Regions from separate parts of the Homo sapiens genome. Here region 2 is linked to region 1. Evidence: read pairs that join two places in POLR2A ChIA-PET (ENCODE). Cell type or tissue: PC-9. All regions are shown on one strand. Each heading gives the region's core, and the rest is flanking DNA. Links, peaks and the distances in the headings are about the cores only.

Region 1 (15,551 bases), core at 2,686-10,685:
ATTTCCACAGTACTTACAAAAAACCATAAATATAAAACACAGTATAAATTATTACATAATTTTTAAAAATTCAAAACAATTTTGAAATGCCTGAAGATTTATGTGTCCAATACTTTGCTGTGTGAATTCTTAAAAATAAATGTGTACTTTCTATAAAACTATTTAAGATAAACTGAACCCCTCTCCCACTCCACTGCACCAATCACTTCCCAAATATTCTATGTATGTGAAATGCTAGATGTTGGGTATTTACATGTTCTTCCAATACCAGTGTGTCATTTTATATTAATAAATATATTATTAAATGTTAATTATAATATCTACATGGAATTAAGTTTTTCTTTGCAAATAAAACACATATTTGTATGTAAAGAACTTGTGTTTTTCTTCTCCATTCTTTTGTGCCAATTTATGGCTTGTCCATTGGATTTCTAGCATTGTGCATTTTAAAATGTTTATATGAACAAAATATGATTGCACATATTAACAAGTCAGATATATGGATTTGTAAATTTGTGTATGGTGTTGGAAAACTAAATAATGATATTGCAATGTATGTATTTATGTATCCTGATGCGATATTTAATCTATTAGTCTTAGAATTTCTCTTTCTTTTCAAAATTCTGTGTTGATGATTTGTCATTTGTTTAAAATAAAATAGAGGCCAGGCTCAGTGGCTCACGCCTGTAATACCATTGGAGGCTGAGGTGGGAGGATTGTTTGCACCAAGGAGTTTGAGACCAGCCTGGGCAACATAGACCACTGTCTTTCTACAAAAATAAATAATTAATTTAAATAGAATCTTTTCTGTGGCAGACACAGAGATGCACCACTCTGATCCCCCTTCAAGAAAGGAGTTGCTGCCACAGGACTGTGGTTAGTGGGTAGTTCCTTGAGGATCTATAGCTTTTTGCAATGCAGTCTTGCTCTTCTGGGGAAGTTGGCAGAAAACGACAGAGAAAGACAGTGGTACGAGGATGATTTGATGGAATTTCCATCCCAAAATTGGACTGACTCCTCTAACAGACAATCTTTGCTCCCTGTTGGGCAGAGAGTGACTTTATCAGATGTATGTCACCATCTGACCATTTCCCCTGTCCCATCCTGCCTTCTTTCCTTTTCTTTCATGGATGCTTCCCCCTAATAAACCCTTTGTTTGCCTACCTTCCCCTCAGTGTCTGTCTCTCAGAGAATCCAAATGGTACATTATATTTCCCAGGACCTAAGGGACAAACACGAATAAACCTGAGATCTGATTTGAGACGATAAAGTTGGAAAAATTCATTACCTAAACAAACAATGATAACACCATATGCTGAGCTAGATAGGATAGAAGGGAAAAGTGAGAAAAGGGAATCAGTTCACTTTCTAAGATATGAAGAAATATTGGTGATGAAGAAATCAGGATAAAAAGCAAAACAGCCTTTACGAACAACCAACAAAACATAGAGATAAATGCAATTCCAATACTTTTTTAAAAAGTTCTAAACTATCATATTTGAAATATATAGTTTGGCACAGATTCTGGATTAAAAAGATGATTTTCATTGTTGTTAAACAAATACATCTTTAAATAAATATGCCCTATAAATGAATCTATTTAACATATAGTTAACACTAAAATACAATTTATAGTAGCCATCTGGGCAAAGCTGTGTCAGCCTGTGCTAACATAGGGTGCTAACTGTGCTAACTTCTAAATCAAGTGTTGGAAGGTATTCATTAAAATGATATTCTACCTGCAAAAATATTAAGCTTGCGACAGACCATTCCATGGATCACATTTTGAGAAACACTGCTTTATGCACAGTGCACTAGGGTGAATACAATTCTGATAGTTTTTAGGTGAAGAAGGAATCACAATGCAATACAAATTCATCTCTAATGCATAACGGAAGGCGGAAAACAATGGAGAAAAAAGAGACAGACATGGCCCCTGGTTACAATTGGAGAAAATGTAACAAAACAAGTATGCGTGTGTTTACAGGTACTTTAAATAGTTTCAAGTATTTTCATACAAAACCCCTTTATTGTGATGCATTTGCAATAACTGGCACAGTGTGGAGTAAGTTGAAACGTGTGTAATACCATCAGTTCATGTGGTAGAAGCAGGAAAAATAGTTGACCAATTAAGTGTGCTGTTTTCAGGGTGGCCCTGAAATAGTGATATCAACCCCTCAGCTGCCAGTGCCAAGTTCCTATCGTCAGCTTTTCATGGCCATGCCACAGGAAAAGCATGTGGCAGGGTGTCCACCTAACATGCATTCATAGATGATAGAAATGCTTCCCTGCACAGTTGAGCTTTGGCATAACATTTTAATTTGTTTCCATTCTTATATTTCAGAACAAAACAATACCTCCTGTTTTATCATGAGACAAAGAACAATGGTTTGAAAGTTTTGAGCAGAGAAGCGTTTCAGAATAAAACCCTTTAGGTGGGAATGGGTGATTACTGACAAAGACCCTTTTCTTAATTAAACTGTGGTCTCTATGCCCTTTCTCTACTGGGTCCTGTCCTTGGGCCTATTTTCAAGAGCAAGAATCCTAGTAAGTGGGTTTAGCCATCAGATATCACCATCCCCCAGGTGATGTCTGACTATCCTTTCCTGGCTTCAGCAAGAATCCTGTTAAGTCTATTGAGCCAGAATCTTCCTTACCCCTGATGCTTCCTCTTAGCAGTTGTATTAGTCCATTCTCATGCTGCTATAAAGAACAGCTTGAAACTGGGTAATTTATAAAGGAAAGAGGTTTAATTGACTCACAGTTCTGCAGAGCTGGGGAGGCCTCAGGAAACTTACAATCATGGTGGAAAGGGAAGCAAACATATCTTTTTCACATGGCATAAGGAAGAAGAAGAATGAGAGCTGGGTGAAGAGGGAAGCCCCTTATAAAACCATTAGATCTCATGAGAACTTATTCACTATCTCAAGAATAGCATGGAGGAAACTGCCCCATGATTCATTTATATCCTACCAGGTTTCTCCCATGACATGTGAGGATTATGGGAACTACAATTCAAGATAAGATTTCAGTGGGGACACAGCCAAACCATATCATTCTACCCCTGGCCCCTCCCAAATCTCACATCCTCACATTTCAAAACACAATCATATCCTTGCAACAGTCCCCGAATATCTTAACTCATTCCAGCATTAACCAAAAGTTCAAGTCTAAGGTTTCATCTGAGACAAGGCAAGTCCCTTCTGCCTATGACCCTGTAAAATCAAAAGCAAATTAGTTACCTCCTAGATACAATGGGGGTACAGGCATCAAGTAAATACACCCATTCCAAATGGGAGAAATTGACCAAAACAAAGGGGCTACAGGTTCCATGCAAGTGTGAAATCTAATAGGGCAAGCATTAAACCTTAAAGTTCCAAAATGATCTCCTTTGACTCGATGTCTCACATCCAGGTCATGCTGATAAAAGAGGTGGTCTCCCATTGCCTTGGGCCTCTCTGCCCCTGTGGCTTTGGAGGGTACAGCCCCTCTCCCAGCTGCTTTCATGGGTTAGAATTGAGGGTCTATGGCTTTTCCAAGGGCATAGCATAAGCTGTTTGTGGATCTACCATTCTGGAGTCTGGAGGATGCTGGCCCTCTTTTCACAACCTCATTAGGCAACGCTCCAGTGGGGACTCTGTGTGGGGACTCTGACCTCATGTTTCCCTTCAACCTTACCTAGCAGAGGCTCTCCATTAGGGCTCTGCCCCTGCGGCAAACTTCTGCCTGGACACCCAGGCATTTCCATATATTCTATGAAATCTAGATGGAGGTTTCCAGACCTCAGTTGTTGACTTCTACGCACTCACAGACCAAAACCATGTGTAAGCTGCCAAGGCTTGGGGCTTGCACCCTCTAAAGCAATGGCCTGAGCTGTACGTTCACCTTCTTTAGCCACAGCTGAAGCCGAAGCAGCTGGGATGCATGGCACCATATTCTGAGGCTGCATAGAGCAGGGGGACCTTTGGATGGGCCCATGAAACTATTTTTTCCTCATAGCCTTTGGGGCCTGTGATGGGAGGGGCTGCCATGAAGGTCTCTGGCATGCCCTGGAGACATTTTCCCCATTGTCTTGGTGATTAACATTCCTCATTACTTATGCAAATTTCTGCAGGGCTTGCATTTCTTCCCAGAAAATGGGGTTTTCTTTTCTGTCATATCGTCAGACTGAAAAATTTTCAAACTTTTATGCTCTGCTTCCTCTTGAATGCTTTGCTGCTTAGAAATTTCTTCTGCCAGATACCCTTAATCATCTTTCTCAAGTTTGAAGTTCCACAGATCTCTAGGGCCGGGGAAAAATGCCACCAGTCTCTTTGCATAGCAAGAGTGACTTTTATTCCAGTTTTCAACAAGTTCCTTATTGCCATCTGAGACCAGCTCAGCCTGGACTTCATTGTCCATATTCCTATCAGCATTTTAGTCAGAGCCATTCAACAAGTCTCTAGGAGGCTCCAAACTTTCCCACATTTTTCTGTCTTCTTCTGAGCCCTCCAAACTTTTCTAACCTCTGCCTGTTACCCAGTTCCAAAGTTGCTTCCACATTTTCGGATGTCTTTACAGCAGCACCCCACTCCCTGTGGTACCAATTTACTGTATTAGTCTAGTCTCATGCTGCTATAAAAAACTGCCCAAGACTAGGTAGTTTATAAAGGAAAGAGGTTTAATTGACTCACAGTTCCACAGGGCTGTGGAGGCCTCAGGAAACATACATCACGGTGGAAGTGGAAGCAAACATGTCCTTCTTTACATGGCAGCAGGAAGGAGAAGCATGAGAACTGAATGAAGGGAGAAGGCCCTTATAAAACCATCAGATCTCATGAGAACTTACTATCATGAAAGTAGCATGGAGGAAACTGCCCCCATGATTCAATTATTTCCCACCAGCTTTCTCCCATGACAAGTGGAGGGTTATGGTAACTACAATTCAAGATGAGATTTGGGTGAGGACAGAGCTAAATCATACCAGCAGTTTTCCATCCACTGACCCCCATCCTGCTCCTGGGCTATAAATCCCCACTTTTCCTACTACAAAACTTCATTGCAGTAGGCCGTTTTTGGATAAATTCCCTCTAACAAGTGTTAGAATTTTTTTTTTAAACATTCTGTAGGTAAGGTTCCTTATTCCATCTCGATTGGGGTTTTCATAAAGGGATTTCCACTATCTTTATCCACCCTTCTCCCACTGCTTGGATCCTTCTTATGTGTCCATAATTATCAGTATTTATTTAAAGTTGCCATTGTTTATAATAAATATATATCCACTTATTTTGTTCCACTATACTTTAATGTATTTGTGTCTGTCCTATTCTGCTGATGGTCCCTACCATCTTATCTTCTGGTTCAATGGGAAAGAAAAGGGTATTGGTAGAGCTAGCTTGCACATAACTCATGGCTGGCAACTTAAGTGGTCTAAGCAGTGGGAAGTAGACAAAAGTCATTGATGAAGAGGTAACACGTGTATGGACATTTTCTGTCAGACATATCATAGTAGATAAAAAAAGGCCAAGAAATACGAACTGACAAACTTCTCTGAGATCAGTGTGCATTTCTCACCCTCCTCTCCAGCTCTCTAATGCAATACAGTCAAGGTAACGACTTGTGAGGGCACTGCTCCACCCGTAGTGGGCATGCTTTTTGGGTTGGTACAAAGGTGCTTGACTCAAAGAAGAGCAACTGAGGGAATGGTGGAAGAGGGCTTGAAAGAGAGACCACAAAAGCTTGGGCAGGCAAGGTAGGGAAATTAAGGAGAGAGATGGCTATAGTCTGAATGTTTGTGGCCCCTCCAAATTCATATGTTAAAAGCCCTAGCCCCCAAGGTGGTGGTATTAGGAGGTGGGGCCTTTGATAGGTGATGAGGTCATGAGGATGAGCCCTCATGAGCGGGATTAGTGCCCTTAAAAAAGAGGCCTTAGAGGGCTCCCTTGACCCTTCTGCCATGTGAGGACACAGTGAGAATGTGCTATGAACCAGGAAGCAGGCCCTCACTGGGCAGCAAATCTTCCAGCACCTTGATCTTGGGCTTCCCAGACTCTGGGACTGTGAGCAGTACATGTTTGTTGTTTATAAACTATCCAATGCATGGTATTTTGTTATAGCAGTGTGATCAGAGATCTTCTTGCTGAGAATCCACTATGCTTCCAGAATAAGCGAACTCTTTTGAGTGATCTCATTCTGAGAATGGTCCAGCCCAGGAAAGCATCAGGCTTAAGTTGCTGAGAAGCGAGGTCTCCCTTACTGTACTTTCTCTCTCCATTGGCCATTAAAGAAATGAACTGGCTGAGATTAGGTCTTTTGTTAGACTTACCTTTTGTAAGTTATTTGCAAATGTGGTATTTGTATTATTTTCCTTGTAAATTAAACCTCTTTGTATGAATGATGACTGTTTGAAAGATCAGTAGGGTTGGGTGGGGGTGAGGGGAGACAAAGGGAAAGAGGTGTGTATATAGTCTCCATTGAATATAAATAGTAATTGCAGAAACATCATAAGGTGATGCATATTCCTGTACACAGCAGCCTGAGCTCTTTGATGCTTTGGAAGGTGATATCAGAATTGCAAATGGGAATTATCTAATTACTTTGAGGAATATTCTGACTCTTCTTTATTGTCTAAAGACTGTCACTGTGTTAGGTACATACATCAAGGACAAATTACAAGCACTGTTACAGCAGTAGCCCTAGTAGGTTTGTGAGTCAAATAAAAGACCCTAATTTATTCTGAAAGGGACAGCAGGAAGGAGAAAAAAGTCTATAGATGGTTTTTCCCTCCCCCTACCCCTGGGGTCCTTTATATGCCAATTTTCTATTTAAAGGTGCCAAACAACTCATTTGGAGTTATTAAATGTGAGCTTAAGCTTGTTCTTTGCATGAATGTGTGGCACTATGAGATATAGGCCTACGAGAGAAATTAGATTGTTGCTTCTAGCGCAAACACCTGAATTTGTACCTTTACTTTTAAAAACAAAAAGTAATTACACAGTGTTATGTATTCCCATTAGCTGTTCAGTAATACCTATGGGGGGAGAGGGATTGAGAGGGAAAAGTATGATCCAAGCATTAATATTTATGAGCTTTGTAGGCACACTCTGCCCCTGGAAATAAGAAAATTAAATGAACACATTTGCAAGGTTGAAATGCTCTATGGATGTGACTATGTAATGCCAAAACAATTAGATCATAAATGAAAAATGCAGTGAATCAACATGCTGGCTAGTTTATCCAATGGCTAAAAATAACGTTGAATATTGTTTTCCCACCAAAGCGGGTTCTGAGCTGTCAATCAATCAGTCAGTTAGTATTTCATGGGCACCTACTATTGATCTGTAAGTGACTAGACACCTTCAGCTTCCTCTCCACCCAGTGGGGATTTGTAGTCACCTTCTAAAATGATCTGGAGACTTCAGTGTCTTAGGCCACCTCTCCAGGATCCTGTCTTGGTTTTTTCCTTGGCCTGTGGTGTCTCCCTCATTGCTCCACACTCTAGCTTATGTCTCTTTCCTTTTAGATAAATTCTGCAGTTTGATGGGGGTGTGAGAAGGAGGTGGAGGTGGCACAAGACAGCTCATACCTATGAATACAAGGCATTTAAAGATACTAAGTGATTGGCTGAGAGCTCAGAGTTCATCTTGGGCCTCAGATATGGTTTTGTTTAGATCACACTTATATTTTTAAAGGTCTTTTACATAGAGGATACTTTTACAAAACATAAGAGTGACTGCTTTGTTTCATCTTTGAATATCTAATTGAAACCTAGATATTTAGACTTCCGTACATTTGTATCTGATCTTTCTTTCATCAAGTCTCGATGATTTTCCTGGTTAACATGTTCTCATCTTTGCCCTTTTCTGTTGTATAAACAATGAATGATTTGGCTGTCCTGTCTCTTTCCTCTGAGAAATGTCTGGTTTTCTCACAGGAGTGGACTCCCAGCTGCTGCTGTTTTCTACTTGACCTTACGTACTGGTCCTAAGTGACTGGTCCCAAGAAGGGTAATTCAGGTTAATGCTTATGAAGATTCAAACTTGAAATGACAGACACAGAAACCAGGAGTGGTCGGAAGTGGGATCACACCTACAGAGACCCCAGGCCTGCAAGAGAAGATGCAGGGACCATTGCTGGCAAGGTCCCTGGCTCTCCTTGTTCCACTTCTCTGAGAATTGGCTTGCCCACTATTTCTTAGATTCCACAAGACATCCCAATATGCTTGCATTGATTTCTTTTTTATTTATTTATTTAAGTTAGAGTTGGTTTCTTAAGCAATACAGTAGCCATATTATTTAACAACACAAACAAAGGATCTCAAATGAAGGAGATCCCGTTTTACTAATTAAAAATACTTCTATCTTGTAGATATACAGGAGTGCTAATATTTTTCTCTTTTTGTCTGGTTTGACCGATAAATGAAAAAGAATAAATAGAACACCACCTCAGGAAGGAAATGAAAATGAAGGAGAGGGAATGCATATTTATTGAGAATAAGAAGCACAGATTACTGGAAGGGATATGGTTTTGGAGATAAGGAGACTTGGGCTAAGATTCTGACCTTTCGCTTGTAAGCTACGTGACCTTGGACAAATTCCCTCACTTCTCAGGGACTTGTTTCGTTATTTGTGAAGGGGATAAAAATACTAACCTCACTCGACTGTTTTGAAGATTCTCAAAACTCACGCAGTGGGAGAAGGTCTTGAAAATTACCAAAAACAATTTCTGCATGGTTCCAAAACTCTAATACCATCCTGTGTCACCAACTGAGGGATTCAAAAGGAAACTGGCCCCTATTACTGGGTGACTTTGTGCCAAGTACCTGACTTGCTTTTTTACATGATCGATAATTACTCATGGTCATTGCGGAATCAATTTTCTAGGTAGAGGTGGCGTGTGAGGAAGGAGCAATAACAAGTAATGCACTTTGTAAACTTAGTGAAATAAAATACAGCTGCTTAAAGTGATTCTTTGAAGAAATGATGATTTTCACAGTCAACATTTAACTCGGGAATGACCATAGGATTCAGGAGAGCCTTAGGAGACCTGAGTTCCAGCTCTGAATGTGCCACTGTGTCACTGTATGACATAACTTAACAATCCTGTCAGCTTTCTTCTTTCAAACAAAAGGATTAGAACAGATATTTAAGTTTCCATCTCCTATAGGAATAAAGATTTTCATTATTTTTAAGCAGAGATGAGTTTATTAGAGAACTGCGTTGAGATCACCAAAATGTCCCCAGTGGGAGATGGAGGGTATGGATCCTGGATGTCATTTTGGAGATTTGTGTGTTTGAGAGGAGGGACTGGGTGTCACAATGGTTGCCAGAGGCCAGTGGCCACATGTCCTGTAACACTGAGGTTTATCCTATGGAACAAAGTATTGTCCCCTGTCTGTAGGATGGTTCTCTGGGTGGCCTTAGACTGACCCAATTCTCCTTCCTTTCTTCCTTGTAGTTCTTATGAGTAACTGTAGAATGTGTTGGGAATGCAACATTCTGTGATAGGGAGGAACCAGCCAGAATAGCCTGGACTCTCTGTTCTAGTCCCCCCTGAAAACAGGATATCCTTAAATGCTTTAGTCCAGTGTGTCATGTTATCTTGGGGTATAAAACCCAGACTGGGCTGCGTGCTGAGGCCCTTCAACAAAGGGGGCACATGCAGATGAGACTCCGTCCACCCCAGGCAGCTTTCCTGAGCCCTGGAGGACAGGCTTGAAATGACTCCTAGGCTTCTGGTGACCCTTGTCACCTATCTGTGAGTAATAAACCAACTTCATGTAATTTGTGTGAGTGAATGTTTTGTCTGAGCAGACTTGGGCAAGTAGTGTAAGTGCAGCCCAAGACTCAGTGGGCTGAAGTGGTAACCAGTGCACAGTGAACCTGCTTCACGCTGTCCTGTACAACTTAAACTCCCTGAACTTTCATATAGATGAGAAGCATGTTTGCAATTATCTGAGTCTAAAGCAGAACTCTATTTAACATATGAAAGCAAACTGTTTTCTGTATAGTTTTAATATACACTGAATTTTCCAAGAGTGTAATTATTGGGTAAACTACAAATATTGTGTTTTGTTTTCTTTGGACCTTGACTATGAGAAGTGCACCATTTCAGATGCATTCCAAATGCTCATGGGATAAGGCATCAGTAGCATTCACAGTAGCATTCTAGTTTTATGACGAAAGGCAGTGTCTGACAACTGTAGATGTCTTCTAGTGCAGCTGTGATAATATATTCTAAATGACCTTCCCCGTATGTCTCCTTGATATTTCAGTTTACTCGTGATGTTTATTTATTTTAAAATTTTAGTTGGTAGATAGGGTACATTAGTCCATTTGAACTGCCATGAAGAAATATCTGAGGCTGGGTAATTTACAGAGAAAAGGGGTCTAATTGGCTCACGGTTCTGCAGGCTGTGTAAGAAGCGTGGCGTCAGCCTCTGCTTCTGGTGAGGCCTCAGGAAGCGCCTGCTCATAGCAGAAGGCAAAGGGGGAACAGATGTGTCACATGGAGAGAAAGGAAGCAAGAGAGAAGGAGCGTGAGAGAGGAAGGAAGTGTCAGTCTCTTTTAAACAAGTAGATAATGCATGAACTCATAGAATAAGAAATTATTTGTTACTGTGAGGATAGCACCAAGCTATTCATGAGGGACACACCCCCATGACTTAATCATCTCCCATTAGGCCCCACCTCCAACACTGGTGATCACATTTCAACATGAGATTGGAGAGAACACACATCCAAGCCATATCATAGGATATACTACCTATGGATTCTACTTCATGACGATAAAAGAGATATAATTGTTAAAAGGGGGCATTGGATTTGGTGGAGTTGAGATTTACTGGTCCCACATCAGTCGAAGGATACTGGCAACCCCAGATGGTCTCAAAACTGCAATGAGGAGGATGTGGAAAGTGTCTTTACAGGATCTGAGAAGAAAGTACAGGGGATTTACTCTTGGCTTAATTTAACTAAATTTAACTAAATTAAATTTATATTTAATTTAATTAACTGGTGAGAAAGAGCCCATTTCATTTCCTTTTAATTGTGCCTAATCACACCTGTACATTCATAGCATTTCTAGTCTTGGATGAATTTATTTTAAACTGTCAATGCTCAAAGTCTCAGGCCTAGGAAAAGTCAGGCAGTTAGCCCTATGTTGTTTTAGCTTTAGGCGTCACAGTTACAGGCAAGAGCTACTGAATGTTAGGCAGAGCATCCTTCCAGGAGGATGTCATCAGCCGCCACAGTGCAGCTGACCTGCTTCAAGCCTGTGCAGCCTACAAGCATCACAGGCCTCTTACCAGACTCTCCTTCAACCCTTCTTCCTTCCAGTTTATCCATACTCAGCAAGTCAAGGAGAAAATCATTTAATCTGTGTTCAAACCTACAGCCATTAGAGCAATAGCCATGAGAAGAAGGGAGATAATTCTAACGGAGAGTGGAGAGGAGCTCAGGGCTTTTGTCTTGGCACCACTGCCAGAAATGAGCGGGTGACAAAGACATTCACGACATTCACGAATAATCACTTTTGAGCCTTCCTCGAGGGTAGATTCCAACATTTTTGTTGTTTGTATTAATAGCAGAGAATTGTGCATATAAATTTGTTTGTGGTCTGCTTTTTAAAAGGTATGTGCGCCTGTAATCCCAGTTACTCAGGTGGCTGAAGCATAAGAATAGCTGGAACCCAGGAGGCAGAAGTTGCAGTGAGCCAAGACTGTGCCACTGTACTCCAGCCTCCAGCCTGGGTGACAGAGCGAGACTCTTCTCCAAAAAAAAAAAAGTTTGTGTAGAAGAAATAAACAGTGAAATCCTGGCTACCACTGATATTCTCTGATCTATTGTCTTTACATCTTCTTTTTAGAAGGCGTTTTCCAAATATTTCTAATATTTTCTTTCTTTTCCTTTCTTTCTTTCTTTCTTTCGTTTAGTAAACCCAAAAGCTAAATATTGCAACCTTAATAAAGCAAGGGTGAATCTGGCAACGGATACTAACCTTAAGAGTAACACAGTGGGCATTTCCACTTTCGGTATATCCTTTATGGTTGTTGGTATGTGTTGAGCAATTTTTAGGTAATAAAATTGTAATGAATTTTCTAAATGAGAATGTCTCTGATGACTGTTCCCTGAGAAAAATGGAAGTAATTTGGAAGAAGTGAGACTGGCTGTTACTCTCACTTTCACTCTCTCTGTCTTGCTCACTCACTTGAAATACCCCTTTGTTCCTGAAAACCTCTTATCAACTTCAAACCGTAGGCCTATGAAATGATGCTTTTGTCATGCTGTATATAACCTGCTCACCGCATTGTGAAAAAGACAGATTCTCTTTTATTTTCAACATAGAAAAAAGGATAGATAGCTGGATTTCTTCAAGGAAAGGCTGAGAGGTGGATACACCAAATTGCTCAAAAAGAAAGGTCGAGGGAGGGATGTTAAATGAATTTCCTCCCAGGAAACTCTAGAGGAGGATTACAGTAAACATGCACAATTTCAGATGAGGGACAGCTCCCTGAACTCAGGGCTAAAGGCGCCCACGGAGCCTTGGATGGAAACTTCAGGATAAGGCAATGGTTTCTGTGCCTTCTAATTTCCTGGAAGGAATCACTTTGAAGTTGTCGTTTCTGAAAGTGTCAGTTACATCCAGCTAACATGATTATTAGATACAAAACCAAAGGCCTTTCTTCACTCTATTGGAAAGAGTCATTTTTGCAGGTTTGGAAGTTGTCATTTCCACATGGACAAAAGATAGAGTGCTAGATTCTAGCTATGAGGGGAGGCGAGAGATTTGTGCTAAAGAAAAACCTCTGTAATGGCATTATTTTTTCTAGAAGGTGAGTTTTCTTTGATCAACAAATATACTGCTTCTGGGACAATGATATCTCAATTACTCCCCAGATATTTTCTGACACAGCTGCCAGAGCTGGCAGAATTTGAGGTGGGTGAACTCCCCCCATCCCTGTCCTCACTACTTACAGTAGCCCATATTGAACTTGCCTCATTCTGCTCTCTTCTGCTGTTTATGAAACCCATTTAGCGCTTAATTACACATTGCCTAGAACCACTGCCTGTATTAGGCAGAGCTCTTTCAGGCAAGAGTCAGGAACCCAAATTAACCTACTTCAGAAAAAAAGAGAATGTATTTGTTCACGTAACAAAAAGTCCAGGGGGTAGTTGATATCAGGCACATCTAGATCTTGGGACTCAATTGATGTGGCCAGGATTCATCACTTCTCCTAAGCTGCTTCTCCTCTATGGTTTGACTTAGGCAGGCTCTTGCCATGTGTTAGCAAGATGGCCCCAGAAGAAAGATCCTCTTTCATAAAAGTTCCAAAAATGGAGTTGATTAGCATTCATGGAAAGTTTAATATGTACCAAGCATGGTTTTAAGCACTTTGCCTTTATCGTCTTACCTAAACTGTCTCACCATCCTATGGCTAGAAATTATTTTCCCAATTTCCTACCCAAGAAACTGGAGCCATCAAAGAGCAGATAACTTGCCAAGTTCTTACACCTGGTAATTAGTGAAGCTAGGATTTGAACCCAGGTAGTCTTCTGCTTAACTACTATACTGTATTTGAATCTACTCATATTGGGTTGGTTTGGATTATATGCCCATCCCTGGGCCAATTACTGTGGCCATGGCTGGGATGCTCTGACTGGCCAGGCTTGGATCGCTGTTTACTCGTACACTGAACATAGGTTCAATTCTACCCAAAACAAGTGGACTGAGAGTGGAGGAGACATGTGTTTTCCCGAAGGGAAACCAGAAGGGAAAACAGATTCTGTGCAGAACAAATCATGTGATGTCCACTACACTGTCCATTGTTTCACATGTGTTGGTTTCCTCTAATAAGAGAAACATATAACCCAACATTGGGTACACATTAGATGTTGAATGATTGATTCATTGATGAACTATTCTTTTAGAGAGACGGATTTTGAGGTTAAGTAAATGTTCTTTGTTTTTTTTGATATGGGGTCTTAAGGCTCTGTTACCCAGGCTGGGGTGCAGTGGTGCCATCTTAACTCACTGTAGCCTTGACCTCCTGGGCTCAAGTGATCCTCATGCCTCAGCCTCCTGAGTAACTGGGACTACAAGTGCGGGCCACCACATCTGGCTAATGGTTTTTTGTTTTGTTTTGTTTTGTTTTGTTTTTGTAGAGATGGGGTCTTGCTATGTTGAACTCCTGGCCTGAAGCGATTCTCCTGCTTTGGCCTCCCAAAGTGCTGGGGTTACAGGCATGGCTACCATGCTCATCAAGTGGCTCTTGTTGAACTTGTAATATGTTATGCTTCTGGCAAAAGAACTGGAGATAAAAAGTGTTAAGTCACCATTGATTTCACAGTGGATCATTTTAGGGACCATGAGCTTGTTGCCCAGAATTCTGTAGGAACATTTCAAATGCCATATTTGTACATATCTAAGTGACTATCTTAGTATGCAATATGAGGTTTTCTAAAATGTCTATAAGCAAGCCAATATAGTGAACAATAACCTCACTATGTTTCATTTAAGAAATTCATGGGAAAAGACCTATGGAAGGTGAAGGGAGGAATTGTCGGGCTGTCAGGGGAAAGAGTGAAGAACTGTGGAATGAGCTCCCTGCCTGGGGCCAGGAGGAGGGCTGGGTAGTACAAGCTGGGATGGAGTGAGGGGGAGACTCAACAGTAGCCTAATACTGAAGTGGAACTTCATGTTCTGAAAGCAAGTTGGCTGTGTGACTTGGTTTAGTCACTGGCTGCCAGAAGAACCATGATGAGTAATAGAGGTGGAAATATGACACACTGGCAGATGGAGGCCGACAGGAATGCCACCACTCCATTCACTCATGTTCCATCCAGCAAATGAAGTATCACGAGCACACGCCAGAGGAACCAAATTCTCTAGGGTGAGTCAGGTATAGCTTTTTGAAGAGGTGACCTTTAAACTGAGACTAAAGACAAGTAGGATTTTACTAAATGAATAGGATTTTACTGAATCCAGGAATTGGAAGGAAAAGAAAACAGTTCTCTATTCATGCTAGTTAACTAATCAATTCAATATGTATTAACTGAGCACGCTACATGCTAGGCACTCTTCTAAGTGCAGGGGAGACAGCAGTGAAGAAAGCAGACAAAGTCTCTGAACTCCTGTGTCTTCTATTCAAATGGGGAAGATGAACAATGAACAGATAACACAAATAGAAGGTATGTCAAATGAAAATAAGTACAATGTTGAAAAATAAATCAGATTAAGTAAGGAAAGTAGGGAGTGCTTGGGAAAGATAGTGTTATTTTGTGCAAGGTGGTTGGAGAAGTTCTCTCAGAAGGTGATGGTTGAGCAGAGACCCAAAGGAGGTGAGAGAGTGAACCATGAGCCTATCCTAGGGAAGAGTATTCCAGGCAGAGGGAGCAGCTGGAGGAAAGATCCAGAGGTGGGACATGATGGTGTTTGAGAAACACACCCGTGGGAGCAGAGTGAGAGGAGGGAGAGTGGTGGTGGTACAATAAGTACTTTTAATGGGAAAAGAAGTGGGGGCCAGAGGATGCATGGTCCTAGACACGACCTGAATGCCTTTGGCTTTCATTTTG
Region 2 (15,551 bases), core at 7,148-15,147, 450 kb after region 1:
AATCAAATATGAGGGCAAAATAATATTTTCAGACAGATTTTAGGCAGTTTATCTTCCATATATCCTTTTCTTTAAGGGTATTTGTAGATACACTCCAGAAAAACAAGAGTGAAATATGAAGGAAGTTGTGGGGTCCAGCAAACAGTGCTTCCAAATCAGACCCCTGATAGAGGTGGAAAACTTTGCAATGCAACAACTGCGTAGCTGGCTTAGAGGACAGCCAATACAGATGGAACAGAAAGATGAGGATGGGATTGAGGGATCAGGGATTGAGGTCTCCAAGAATAAAAAGGGACTTCATGGAAAAAGTAGGCTTGTGGATAATTAATCACAGGGGCAAATAATGCAGTTAAAATAACAACATGACAATCAGGTGGAGGAATGTATAATAAACCCAAATGTGGCTGGGTAGAGTGGCTCACACCTGTAATCCCAGCACTTTGGGAGGCCAAGCCGGGCAGATTACCTGAGGTCAGGAGTTCGAGACCAGCTTGGCCAACATGGCGAAACCCCGTCTCTACTAAAAATACAAAAATTAGCCAGGCTTGGGGGCGCACGCCTGTAGTCCCAGCTCCTCAGGAGCTGAGGTAGGAGAATCACTTGAACCCAGGAGGCAAAGGTTGCAGGGAGTTGAGCCAAGATCGCGCCATTGCACCCTAGCCTGGGCAACAGAGCGAGATTCTGTTTCAAAAAACCCCCAAGTGTATTATAAGGCAATAATTCCTATACGAAGCAAACTAAAATGCAGCAATATTAAGGTATAAAAACAAAGAGGAATAATTCCATTGAACCTTGATTCTGGAAACTTTGATCCACCCAGCAGTCATGATGTTAGACTCATTGAAAAGAATGTATTTCTAATGCATGATGCGATCGGTCTATAGATGTGTCATGGAAACTTGGTTGCAACTTCAAGACAAAATAAAAAGTAAACATTTACATGAAAAATGGTGGATATGGAAGGTGGAGAAGAGAGGAGATAACAGCTTTATCTTTCAAAATAGAGAATTGAGAGATGGTACCAAAAGCTGATGAAGTAAAAAAAAAAAAAAAAAAAAAAGATACTTAATATAATACTTTAAATTACAAATATAAACACAAGAAGAACAAATATAATGATACAAATGTCAGACACTGGGAATGTCCAAGATTCTGGAAGGAAAGGGTGGTATTATTGAGCTAAATCCTCAACTTTGTCTGGGCACAGTGGCTAAAAATTAGCCGGGCATGGTAGCATGCACCTGTAGTCCCAGCTACTTGGGAGGCTGAGGCGGAAGGATCGCTTGAGCTTGAGAGGCGGAAGTTGCAGTGAGCCAAGATGGCACTACTGCACTCCAGCCTGGGAGACAGAGAAAGACCCTGTGTCAACATAAATAAATATATAAATAAATCATCAAGTCTCATATTAAAGACTCTGTAAATATGACTTATTGTTGACAAATGAAACAAATAGAGGTGTAAGCATGTTGTCTACATGGAGGCAAGACCAGAATAATAGAAAATGGAAACAGATTCCCTTAAAGAGGGGAATCGTGTCTTTCTCATTGGCTCAATGTAGTCTCCGTAGAGTCTAGAATGCTTCAGCACCTGGCACACTGCTTAACAAATGGTGAATGAAAAAAAAAAAAAGAAAAGTCATTCTTTTTCTTCTTTCACCCTATGTCCATAATCTGGCCATTTGCAGAACTTGATGTCCAGTGATCGAAATCAACAGCATCAGTGCATCCAATATCTTCTAGTCTCTCATCTTCTTATTACATCATTAATTTTATTTACTTTAAAATTAAGGATATCCAAAGTATTATGTGAGACCATTGCAATGGGAGACTTAAAAGTGGTATAAAATGTACTTTGGGCCAGGCGCAGTGGCTCACGCCTGTAATCCCAGCACTTTGGGAGGCCAAGGTGGGCGGATCACGAGGTCAAGAGATCGAGAGCATCCTGGCCAACATGGTGAAACCCCGTCTCTATTAAAAATACAAAAAAATTAGCTGGGCATGGTGGCGCATACCTGTAATCCCAGCTACTCGGGAAGCTGAGGCAGGAGAATCGCTTGAAACCAGAAGGCGGAGGTTGCAGTGAGCCAGGATCACGCCACTGCACTCCAGCCTGGGCAACAAGAGCGAAACTCCATCTCAAAAAAAAAAAAAAAAAAGTACATTGAATTGGAAAGTCTTCAAAAAGCAGCAGTGATGAATTTTTTGAGATTTTTAACAATTACAAAAATTCAGGGTTTTTTCTAATGGATGCCACCTGAGACTTTATTTTCTGTTATTTTCTTGTAATAACTAACCAAACAAGCTCATGTTGAAAAATGATTACTAAATTTGAGCTAATTGCAATGACTGGTTTCAAAATTTTCCACAGTGTATTTGAGTTAAAATTTCACTGTGAAGAGTACTACGATCACTCTCGCTTATTCCAAAAATATAAATGGACACTTGAGTATTTGAATTATTGAGGAAATGGTTGACTGGGTAATTTTTAAAAATCACTGGGCACAAAAAATATATTTTGACTTATATTAGTTTAGAGTATTTACACTTGAAAGAGTCTCATCTTTTCTGAAGGGTGTTTCTTTCATACACATTTTATTGCACTGAGTTTTGTGACCCATGGCATATTAATGAAGCTGAACAGGATGTGAAATATAAACTGGAAGCAAAAGATTAAATAAACCAAAATTGCATTTTTTCTGTAGTCTTGTCCAAAATTGGGTAACCACTTCTGATGGGGTAGCTCATATCCAAGAATGAGTCACAAAACCAGACTCGTTGAACCTGGTATATGATGAGTCACAAAGCAACATTCTGCCTTTGTTTTTTCAGGACAAGAAACTTGAATTGTATCCCACTGAGTTAAAAGATAAAATATATGGCATTGGCATTTCTGTACTTCAGAGAGGAATATATCTGTTTGTGGTAGGAATAAAAAATAAGTGAGAGAGGCAAAGCTTAGGTTCATCATATTATGTTACTGATATAACACAATTAACTTGGTAAAAGTGAAGGTGTGGGTGGGCGTGGTGGCTCACGCTTGTAATCCCAGCACTTTGGGAGTCCGAGGCGGGTGGATCACCTGAGGTCGGGAGTTCGAGACCAGCCTGACCAACATGGAGAAACCCCATCTCTACTAAAAATATAAAATTAGCCAGGCATGGTGGCACACGCCTCTAATCCCAGCTACTCGGGAGGCTGAGGCAGGAGAAGCGCTTAAACCTGGGAGGTGGAGTTTGCAGTGAGCTGAGATTGAGCCACTGCACTCTAGCCTGGGCAACAAGAGCAAAACTCTGTCTCAAAAAAAAAAAAAAAAAGTGAAGGTGCCCAGTGTCTGCAACTATGTCACCCCGGGCATATCACATATCACTCTGTTTTTCCGTCTGTAAAACGGGAGCAACAATGCCATTGCCTTATCATCAGAAGGATATGGAGACTAAATGGGAGAATGTAGGTAAACAGCACAGAGTATGGGTATCAGTAAGTAAACTGCAGCAGTTTGTTGATGTTAACAATAGTTAGCATTATATCTAACTATATCTAACGATATAACCATTGGGAATCCAGTTTTCCATGATTTTCCTCTAGAATGGAGCTGCCTAAGTCCTGCTTAAGTCATTTTTCTTTGAAGATTACTGAACATCATCTTCAAATGTTCATCCTTGTAAACACGTGTGTGTGTGTGTGTGTGTGTTAATTTAAATTTTCAGAAAAATTCTGTAGGCCGTTGGAAGGAAGCTACCATACCAGGCCACTTAAACTCCTACACCATCAAAGGCCTGAAGCCTGGTGTGGTATACGAGGGCCAGCTCATCAGCATCCAGCAGTACGGCCACCAAGAAGTGACTCGCTTTGACTTCACCACCACCAGCACCAGCACACCTGTGACCAGTATGTACACAACCACCCTCATGCCTCCTACCCCCGAGGTTCCTAGAGCTAGGCTCTCCTGAGGCAATGCTTTCCTTCTCAATTCATATTCTTCCAGGAGGGGCACCAACGTTTTTTAAAATGATGTTGGCGACGAGGACGGTAAATTTTCTAGATGACTGAAGGCTGACTTTCCCCTTTCTGTGACTCTCTAGGCAACACCGTGACAGGAGAGACGACTCCCTTTTCTCCTCTTGTGGCCACTTCTGAATCTGTGACCGAAATCACAGCCAGTAGCTTTGTGGTCTCCTGGGTCTCAGCTTCCGACACCGTGTCGGGATTCCGGGTGGAATATGAGCTGAGTGAGGAGGGAGATGAGCCACAGTACCTGGGTAAGCTCAATATGTCGCTCAAGACAGGTTCAGGGCAGCTGCTGGAAAACTCTCCTTGTGGGGGTGGGTGGCCTCTAGGCAGGTGGTATCTGTGGTTTGGAACTGGTTGACAGCTCAGACTGAACAAACCACCCTCTGGCATGAGGAAGGGAAGGACTGACTCTTTCTAAGAAGTGGCCGGGTTTTTCCCAAGCCACTGTCACATGTTCCTGGTCCCTGATGCCAGCTGCATCATGCGCCTACCTGTGCACAAGTTCCTACAGCAAAAGCTGTGTTCTTGGTGGAAGTAATTACCAGGACTGCAGCTGACAATGTGAGCACAGTACGGTCACTCATACTTTTCAAATTGTTATGGTGAGGGGCCTTTAAAAAACTTCATTGGCGCACTGAAGTGTGTGCCATCGTAAGCACTGAGTTCAGTGAATTTGAATTCTTATAAAGTGAACACACCACAAGACCAGCACCCAGATCAAGGAAAAGAATATCTCTCTACCCTCACCCCATCATCTTCCGCCAATAATCACTACCCTGACTCTTACTGCAGAGAGCTATTTTTAAAAATTTGGCATTCGATTACAAAAATTATACGTCTTTAGAAAAAAAGTTGGAAAAATGAAAGGAAGAAGGAGGAGGAGGAGAAAGGAGAAAGACAAGAAGTGGTGTTTTCCCATAGTACATTAATAATCACAGATTAGGTGGGTGCGGTGGCTAACTCCTATAATCTCAGCACTTCGGGAAGCTGAGGCTGGTGGATCACTTGAGGCCAGGAGTTCGAGATCAGCCTGGCCAACATGGTGAACCTCCATCTCTAATAAAAATGCAAAAAAAATAGCCGGGTGTGGTGGTGTGCACCTGTAATCCCAGCTACTCGGGAGGCCGAGGCAGAAGAATTGCTTGAACCGGAAAGGTAGAGGATGCAGTGAGCTGAAATTGTGCCACTGCACTCCAGCCTGGGCAACACAGCAAGACTCTGTGTAAAAATAATAATAATAATCACTGATTAGCTATTAGCACATTACCTTCTAGTCGCTTTTCCCTATGAATATATAATTCTTAAAATATCCTTCTTATAAGCTGTAGAGTCATTTGAGGGACTAGTTTGCTCTGATTAGTTACCTTTTCTTTTCATTTCAAAGATCTTCCAAGCACAGCCACTTCTGTGAACATCCCTGACCTGCTTCCTGGCCGAAAATACATTGTAAATGTCTATCAGATATCTGAGGATGGGGAGCAGAGTTTGATCCTGTCTACTTCACAAACAACAGGTACATGTGTGCTACATAGTGTTAAAAGAATCTTTTTCTGTAAAACACAGGCCTGTAGTAGCACTTCCTGACTGTTTGCCCCACTTTCTTTCTTTCTTAGCGCCTGATGCCCCTCCTGACACGACTGTGGACCAAGTTGATGACACCTCAATTGTTGTTCGCTGGAGCAGACCCCAGGCTCCCATCACAGGTCAGCTAAGCGTCCCCCTCTTTGGCTGCTATGTTAATCTTAATGACATCAGCAGGGAGGGCGCAGATTCTGACTGCGGACCTGCATATCACTTTAAATCTCCAATATAATTTATGGGAGAGGGGTTTGTGTGTGTGTGTGTGTGTGTGTGTGGCGGGGGTGGGGGAGTTATTTTCTATGGCACATTTCCCCTTGAAACCATTTCACCAACTCCCTTATACACACACACCACAACATACACACAACCTGTAAAGCCAGCTCATTGGCTTATTAAAGCAAGTGTTCCCAGGGTTGAAGAGGTGTAATTTCCTGAAAACGTTGCTCTAAGATTTATCCTTAAGGAGAAAGCTGAGCTGTCGTCTTAGCTCATTAGGTGATTCAACTGCCTCATCACTGAAGTTCCAAAAAGACACACACAGTGCTAGACAACTCTGCTTAGGCTGGTTCATTAATTGCTTCCCTCGTCTGGAGCTCAAAGAGGAAAAATCAGCTTAACATGAATATTTTCACCTAATGGCATCTCTAATTGACATTTATTAAGGATGTCAGGTCTTCAAGGATGACATTTATTATTAAAAAGGTTCGCATGACTGTTCTTATTTTATCTTCGTGCTGAATAGTCATTATTAGAAGAAGTGGCAATATTCAAAGAGTCAAAAAGTATCACTGGCTCTTCACTAATCAAGCAAGATGCTAAGGGATATTAGAAAAGGGAGGATTTATGGTGTTTCTAAGCCTCTGTCTCAAAGAAAACAGTGCATCTTACTTTTGCTCATGAATCTGCAGGGTACAGAATAGTCTATTCGCCATCAGTAGAAGGTAGCAGCACAGAACTCAACCTTCCTGAAACTGCAAACTCCGTCACCCTCAGTGACTTGCAACCTGGTGTTCAGTATAACATCACTATCTATGCTGTGGAAGAAAATCAAGAAAGTACACCTGTTGTCATTCAACAAGAAACCACTGGCACCCCACGCTCAGGTAACTTTTTTAAGAAGACACTTCCTATGTTATCTTATCAGGATTGTTCCTGAAGGAGGGTTGTTTTGTCTCTGTCAACAGTCCTCTCATTCAAGAAATCTTATATATTAGTTTTTCCCTAAACTTCTGATATTTAGCTGAAATGTCATAAGTAACTTATCAAAGCTGGCTACTGGCCTTTCTGATTAAAAACTGACACCATAACGTCCATCTACAAATTTTCCCCTAGAAGCTTAAGGGTCATTTCATTTTTGATTCTTAAGTATTATAAAATGATTCAGTAAAACAAAAACTGTTACATTATTTTCTGCAGTTATTTCAAAGGCTTTTTCTAAAAAATTTTTTAGTATCTTTTCTTATAACCCTCTCCCCCCACCACCATATGACACTTCATATGCTGGTAACTCACTTATTACCTATTTTAGATAAAAGGTTCAAATGTCATAATTTAAGCACTATGACTGGACCATGAAAATGTGATCTGATTAAGAGACAAAACTTAGCAAAACTCTCGAATGAGAGGCTCAATGAACTGCCTAACATATCCAAGAAACTGGCTTCTTAAAAGTAATCTTCAGCAGAGAATGTGAATGACCAGTTGACTCTTGTCTGTCAGATACAGTGCCCTCTCCCAGGGACCTGCAGTTTGTGGAAGTGACAGACGTGAAGGTCACCATCATGTGGACACCGCCTGAGAGTGCAGTGACCGGCTACCGTGTGGATGTGATCCCCGTCAACCTGCCTGGCGAGCACGGGCAGAGGCTGCCCATCAGCAGGAACACCTTTGCAGAAGTCACCGGGCTGTCCCCTGGGGTCACCTATTACTTCAAAGTCTTTGCAGTGAGCCATGGGAGGGAGAGCAAGCCTCTGACTGCTCAACAGACAACCAGTATGTCTTCTCCTATCTCTATCTCCCCTCCAAATTCTCCACCCTCACTTGCAGCCTGTGAGAAAGTGCAGTAAACCATTCACTCAGAGGTGTATGGCTTAGAGAGAGGGAAATACCCAGCCGGCAAGGGAATGCATAGTGAACACAAAGCACATTAAACTTGAAAACAAAACTCAGACAAGCTCCATGGATGCTAAGTGGTAACCCATTTCTAAAATACATGTACCAGCTGAAGGGTACTAAGAGGGGAGAACTGAAGAGAATCTAATTTGAGTGCATTTTTCGTGTAACTAAATATATCTAGATCAAAGTTAAAATGCAGGATCATAACACTTAGAGTAGAATTCATTTAACAATAGCAATTGTCAAGTGTCTAGTATTACTAGCCACCAGCTTATCTGCTCAGTTTTTACAAGCATTATTCTCATATTTACTCTTTGTTTTGACCTTAGGAAGGAAGGTCTTATTATTATTATTTTATTTATTTATTTTTTTGAGATGGAGTCTCGCTCTGTCGCCAGGGCTGGAGTACAGTGGCACCATCTCAGCTCACTGGAACCTCTACCACCTGGGTTCAAGCAATTCTCCTGCCTCAGCCTCCCGAGTAGCTGGGACTACAGGCGTGTGCCACCATGCCCTGCTAATTTTTGTGTTTTTAGTAGAAATGGGTTTCGCTGTGTTGGCCAAGCTGGTCTGAAACTCCTGACCTCAAGTGATCCACCCACTTTGGCCTCCCAAAGTGCTGGGATTACAGGCGTGAGCCATCGTGCCCAGCCGGAAGGTCTTACTAGTATCCGTATTGAATACTTAAAGAAACTGAGGCTTTAAAAAAGTTCTGCAACTTGTAGGGTCACAGAGATAGGAAGGGATAGAGCTGGCTCTATAACCTATGTCCGAAGCCCATGCTCTCAATTATTATACTCGACTGCCTCTTAAAGATTTCCTCTATTTGAAAGGTAATTTAAATTTCGGTGGGAAAACTGCTGGTTATTATTCTCAAGAATAAACTCCACAACTTATGTGATTCTGATAGTGCAAACTCACCAGTATCCTACCATGAATCTGAGGATACGTTATCATTACTGTAATTACTGTCTAATCTGAACCATGTGAAAATAACTTTTATTTCTCTAGCAAAGGGCTATTCACAGAATATTGCTTTTGACCCATAGAGAGCTTCTTCTTGCTGTCATTTTAGGAGGCATATCCCTTTTTCCTTAATCTGTTTGGCTCAGAGCTAACTGTGAACTTCAGAAGTGTTTGTTTTGCCTTTTTAAAAATACCATTGCTTTAATGTAACTATAATTTCTGAGACTGATGCGAAAGTCTTGCTGGAAAATTAGACTTCCCAAAGGATCACAGTCAAGCAAAATGGTTCCACAATTTCTCATGACTGGCAGAGTTTTGGCAAAGTTTTGTGTAGCACTCAATCTCTTACTGGCTCAGTTTTTCCAGGGTTTTGACTTTCACATAGTTACAACCTTGAGGAGAGAAAACTTAGACATTCAATCAAGTTTCAGGACTTGAGTTATGATCATTACTGATCTAAATATTTCTTGGCATGTTTCATCTTTTTTCCTAGAACTGGATGCTCCCACTAACCTCCAGTTTGTCAATGAAACTGATTCTACTGTCCTGGTGAGATGGACTCCACCTCGGGCCCAGATAACAGGATACCGACTGACCGTGGGCCTTACCCGAAGAGGACAGCCCAGGCAGTACAATGTGGGTCCCTCTGTCTCCAAGTACCCACTGAGGAATCTGCAGCCTGCATCTGAGTACACCGTATCCCTCGTGGCCATAAAGGGCAACCAAGAGAGCCCCAAAGCCACTGGAGTCTTTACCACACGTAAGCTGAAAATTAAGTGCCTTTTCTTAACTATATTTACATTCTCTATTCTTCATGCTTTAAAACAAAACAAAACAAAACAAAAAAAACATTAAAAAATTAGTACATAATTTAAATCAGTGATACTAAAAATGTGCTCCATAGACTGGCTGCTGGCCCGTTAATTGTTTGCTGCTAGTCTGCAACAAGAAAAACGGTTGTGCCAGAACGTAAATCACAAAGCACACTGCTTAGTACAGCTGAGAATTTTTCTGAAGCCAGATTTTCTTGATGAAGGAAGCAGTGTGTTAATTTGCACACATTGCCAAGCTCGCTCTTTCCTCTAGGGCCAGCACTTTGAGTAACATGGGTTTAAAGCAGTCTGTTATTAGAAAAATTAAATTCGATTACATTAAATGAATTTACCAAACACTAGTTAACGCAAGAAAAAATTAGCACCTATGTCTACATTCTATTACTTTGGGCATTGAATAGTAACTATAAATGCAGAATAAAAATATCTATGGATTGAATGGGAACCAACTAATTGAACATGAAGCCAAGGAAATGATTTCTTTATGAGTGTTGGCTGCAGAAGATTAAAGTACTTTTGCAGACGGAATCGCTCTTTTCTTAAATTACTCTTGAAATTCCTCAGAGGAGAAAAATACTAACAATAATTTTTGGTCATGTCTATCCTTTTGCTCAACATTTTAAAGGAAGTGGTCTTAAATCTCCCACATATCTACATCACAATAACAACCTCTATTCACAAACCGATTCCTATTAAATACATTTCCATTTACATTACAGAGAATTATGAGACTCCTTATTTCTAGCTGAACATCATTTGTTATTTTCAACTCGACATTTTGAATTATAGAAGCACCTAACATAAGTACTTTTTCAGCATATATTCTAACCATGGACTAGTTTGCAATTTTCTAAGAGCTTTCAACAAATGTTACTCTTCGACTAATTTAAAAGTATGGATGTTAAAAAGCATTCAAAAAGTCCATACAAGCCTAGTTTGTAAATAACTATGGAATTGATTTCCCAAAGAAAATACAAACTTTTCCCCATAAGAATTCATACTTTAAGAAAAACTTACTTCCATTTAAATTTACTGTATGAAGTTTGGCTCATGAAGGCTTTTTCCTAAATAATAGTTAATCGTAAGCAAGTAAAATTCACTTTTAATTTGCAAATAAGCTTACTTGAAAATTTGGCTAAAATTTTACACGGTTCTAAGATAGTCTAAGATCTACTCTCATGAAATTAATGTCTTTATATTTCTTGTAAATATTCATTTCTTATAAATGTCCTTCAGTGAATTAGAATGGAGATTTCAGTGAATGCGCCCTTTCAGTAGATGTCGTCTTTTACTAAAATGTAGAATTCTATAGTTGTCTTGTTCATTCCTTAACATGAGACATATTTTATGTAGTTTCTTTTGTTGAACACAGTGCTTATAAAAGAAAAAGCATTTTTAATGATGCTAACAATAATTAAGGGAAGGTGGTGGGCCAAGATATTTCAAGTACTTCTGAAGACTGATATATTGGATATATTATTTTATGCTTTGCATAATACATTCATATAAAATATAATGATTTTAACTGAAGTACTGATAGCCAAAACTAATTTTATTAGATAAAGGTTAACATAGTGTCTGGAACATTGTATGCTTTCAAAAACTATTTGGTGAATAGATAATTGAGAAAGGAATAATAATAAAAACAGCTAAATGAAGCTTATATTTAAATAAACTAATGTAAGCAGGGTATTCTACAACTCCATTTGAACTTTAAGCACTCCCTAAGGCTGTAAACATCCACAAGGCTTGCATGTTTTTGAAATTACTAAATTTCTGTAGTTTTTTACTATCTTACTAAGCTGAATTCTGGGAGTAACTTTTCTGAGTTTTATAACTTGTGCTAAATTCTTAAGAGCAAATGTGAGAAAAGTTAGGGGAAAAAGCTGTTTCTGGGGAAAATTCAGCTTAGTCTTATATTGATAGGGCAAATTTTATTTCTTTAACAGCTGGGCTGTTCTTCCCTAACAAGACCTGCCAGAACCCATAGCTCACACTTAGAATCACATCCTTTGTTTGACATCGTTTGTGGGTTTGTGGTTTGGTGATTTTCCCATAATGGCCTTCCCAGGCAGAGAGCATCATCTTAAACTTGGGAAGACTCTAGGTGGCTGGCTCAAGCAATAGAAAATACCTAGTCTTAAAGCCCAGGACAGTTGAGGCGAATATAATTTGTAAAAAAAGTTGTGGTTTTCACAGATGTTCAGTGAAAGAAACTGACTGTTCTCTGAATTGTTTTTTGTGGGCCATTAAAAATGGTCACACAGGGCTGGCCATGGCATTTTGGCACAGTCACCAGCAGTCAAGTGGTGTATAATTTCAGAGGTACTAAAAGGCATCGGGTCACCCATCCCAGTCATGTCCCCCCACCCCCCACCAAACACCATCAAAATAATAACATACATAGATGAAACAGCCCACTAAACCAGTAGTACCTCAATTCAGCCATTAGAGCTATCATTATGAAGTGGCCCACACATATATTTGGCTTTTTCTCACACAATATTTTTAAAATAAAAATAAAAAATGGCTCCTTAGAATCCAGACTGAAAAAAAAATGCGAGAATTGCGATGTTGATTCTAAATTCCCACATGGCAAAGAAAAAAAAATTGACTGGAGTTGAGTTGAGACTGGAGTCTGAACACTTTTTAATCCCTGTTTGTATAACTCTGGAGACTAATTCTTTGTCTTGCCAGCCATTCATAATTTAGTATAAATGCATTCAGAGGTTTTTTCCCAATGGGAACAAAATTTGATTGAGATGTAAAGAGAGGAAGAATTGTGGAGATGTCAAACATGTGACCAGAGCTATGAACACACTTGATACCCTTGAACTTAAACTTACCCAACTCAAAATATCTGGCCTTCTGCGATCTTACCTTTCTACATTTATAATAAGATTTGCAAGGTTGTTGGAAATCTCTATCTTAACTTTATATATACATGCCTCTTTCTTTCTTTTTCTTTCCTTTCCTTTCCCTTTCTTTCTTTCTCTTTCCTTCCTTCCTTCCTTTCTCTCTCTCTCTTTTCTTCCTTTCCTTTCCTTTCCTTCCTTTCTTTCTTCCTTTCTTTCTTTCTTTCTTTCTTTCTTTCTTTCTTTCTTTCTTTCTTTCTTTTCTTTCTTTCTCTCTCACTCTCTCTCTCTTTCTTTCTTTCTTATTTTTGGTGCTAAAACCCAAAACAAATCTTTTATTTAAAAATAAGATTTTTTTTTTTTTTGGCCAGGTGTGATGGCTCATGCCTGTAATTCCAGCACTTTGGGAGGCCGAGGTGGGTAGATCACCTAAGGTCAGGAGTTCGAGACTGGCCTGGCCAACATAGTGAAACCCCATCTTTACTAAAAATACAAAAATTAGCTGGATGTGGTGGTGGGCAACTGTAGTCCCAGCTACTTGGGAGTCTGAGGCAGGAGAATCACTTGAACCCAGGAGGCTGAGGTTACAGTGAGATGAGATTGCGCCACTGCACTCCAGCCTGGGTGACAGAGCAAGAGTCCATCTCAAAAAAAAAATTGTTTAAGTAAAATTTTATTTTCTTTCTTTTTTTTTTTTTTTTTTTTTTTTGAGATGGAGCCTTGCTCTCTCACCCTGGCTGGAGTGCAGTGGTGTGATCTTGGCTCACTGAAACCTCCATCTCCCAGGTTCAGGTGATTCTCCTGCCTCAGCTTCCCAAGCAGCTAGGATTACAGGCATCCACCATCACACCTGGCTAATTTTTATATTTTTAGCAGAGACAAGGTTTCACCATGTTGGCCAGGTTGGTCTTGAACTCCTGGCCTCAAGTGATTCACCTACATCAGCCTCCCAAAGTGCTGGGATTACAGGCATGAGCCACTGCGCCTGGCCAAAGTAATATTTTCAATAAGAAAAATAACAGTGATGTCAGGATGCTAGAAAATGCAAAATAAATTTGTTATAATTCCTGATTCTGGTGATAAAATACTAAATTTTTGCAGTATTATTCTGAAAGAATAATCACGTATTTAAAGTACAAATCTTTAGACTTCAAAGTGCATCCATGGTGGCAGATTTTGTTTAACTTTTATATAGCATCTTTTATTGCAACCAAAAATAGCTGACCATTATTGTGGAATAATTCAGCGTAAAGCTTTTTTTTTTTCTTTTTTTGAGACGGAGTCTCATTCTGTCACCCAGGCTGGAGTGCAATGGCATGATCTCGGCTCACTGCAACTTCTATCTCCAGGGTTCAAGCGATTCTTGTGTCTCAGCCTCCCAAGAAGCTGGGACTACAGGCATGAGCCACCATGACAGTTAATTTTTCATATTTTTAATAGAGACAGGGTTTCACCATGTTTGCCAGCCTGGTCTCGAACTCCTGACCTCAAGTGATCCACCCACCTCGGCTTCCCAAAGTGCTGGGATTACAGTCATGAGCCACCGATCCCCGCCCAGCATAAAGCTGTTTTTAGATCACCTTCTATAATTTACCATTGTTCTTAAATTAATGGTTAAGAAACAATATGATAATCAGTTTGTGGTGGCCAGTTTTACATTTTATAAGGGATTTTACACTGACGATATAGGGAAATTTATTGTCATCAAAGTCAAATCCCAACAATCATAAAAAGACATGAATTAGATTATATAATTTCAATGAAAGGACCACCTTAGCAAACATCTAACCCCTTGTTACTCAGGTATCATTCACGGGCCAGCAGAATTGGTATTATCTGTGTTTGTCAGAAATGCAAACTCCCTAGTTTTTTGTTGGACCTCCAGAAACAGAATCTGCATTTTAGCCAGACCCCAGATGATGTGTGTGGCACATTAAAGATTGAGAAGCCTGATCCTCTCCCAATTCTCACCCAATGAAAAAATATGTTACATCCTCTATCCACTGCTTGGTTAAACTGAGGTTCTCCATAAAAATACTTGTTATCTATATGCTATGCAATCATCTGTGAGTTTGAGTTTTGAATATGTGCATTGATTCTCTCTCACAGTGCAGCCTGGGAGCTCTATTCCACCTTACAACACCGAGGTGACTGAGACCACCATTGTGATCACATGGACGCCTGCTCCAAGAATTGGTTTTAAGGTAAACTGCAGATGTTCCTAATCTCTGTGATACAGCCCTGAGCTGTCCTTGTGGTTCCCATGTAGTGGAAACAGGGTGCTCAGGAGTCAGGAGACCTGGGTTTTGTCACCTGCTTCTGTCCATACATCTTTGACTACATTGTCAGGGCCTAACAGTCCTTCCCTGCCTACCTCACTGAATTGTTGGAAGGGTAGATGGAGGCTGCGAAAGTGTTTTGCAAAGGATAAAACATTAGCACGAAGCTGCTGCTTATTGTTATCTTATTTTCTCTATCCTTTCCTGCAGGGAATTACATTTCAAAAAAACATGGGAAAACTTTATTTGATGTGTTGTTCTAAATGAGTGTGAACAAGTTCACAAAAGCCAGTTTAGGGAGACCAGTTAAACTCAGAGTCACTTAAAAATCGCATTTTCATCCAATCAGTTTCATCTCCAACTGTTCAAAGCACTGAGGGTGAATCTCTTAATAGAAGTTAAGATTAAGGTTTCCCTGTGGATATCTGGATTCATCTTCTTTAAAGTAATGATATTAGGGAAGCGGTGAATACAAATGAATATGTTTAAAAGAATTCCATTCTTTGGCATTTAGTGTGAAGAGAGAAATATTTGTTATCGCTGGAAATCATGACTCAATCCCCTTGATCGTTTAAAAAAATACACCAAAGATAAAGTTTGTAAATGGCCATATTTATGATTATGCTACTCAAATATAGAAGAACTTTCTGAAGAGTGCCAGTATACCTTTTAATTCCCTTAATAATGTCATGCTGACTTTCAGAAGCCTTATGATGTGTGAAGGATCTCTCTAGAGTTGAACACTATTGGATAACAGTGTTACCTAAGTTTTTGAAATAGAATCTTAAAAGGATTTTAAATTATGGGCATAGTTATTCTAATTCTTCTCTTGTAATGTATCATCCTGCAGTTGAAGCTATGTACATATCTCTTCAAAAGGTGTGTTTTTGCAATACAGTTGCTACAGGGGCT

The links. Peaks named below come from ENCODE experiments on the same cell type or tissue, not always from the same donor. Only the 100,000 strongest peaks of a DNase experiment are listed, where the experiment ranks them.
Region 2: POLR2A ChIA-PET joins it to region 1 with 13 read pairs; 2 of 35 experiments call an interaction of 5 or more read pairs at or near these places.

What each region holds. Positions count from the first base shown.
Region 1 is chr2:215,842,942-215,858,492 of GRCh38, reverse strand. LINC00607 (long intergenic non-protein coding RNA 607) reads left to right here and starts at 14,957. Exons shown (of 10, transcript NR_037195.1): 1 at 14,957-15,167. In PC-9, for the core only: no CTCF peak of the experiment used is centred there; a DNase peak (open chromatin) is centred at 7,272; H3K27ac peaks cover 734 bases.
Region 2 is chr2:215,398,270-215,413,820 of GRCh38, reverse strand. It overlaps FN1 (fibronectin 1), which reads left to right. Exons shown (of 46, transcript NM_212482.4): 14 at 3,707-3,887; 15 at 4,082-4,258; 16 at 5,395-5,523; 17 at 5,624-5,713; 18 at 6,500-6,694; 19 at 7,311-7,583; 20 at 9,166-9,432; 21 at 14,470-14,564. Among named protein-coding and RNA genes, the nearest start is that of FN1-DT, 30 kb to the left of the region's middle. RefSeq lists a silencer at 2,641-2,935. In PC-9, for the core only: no CTCF peak of the experiment used is centred there; no DNase peak of the experiment used is centred there.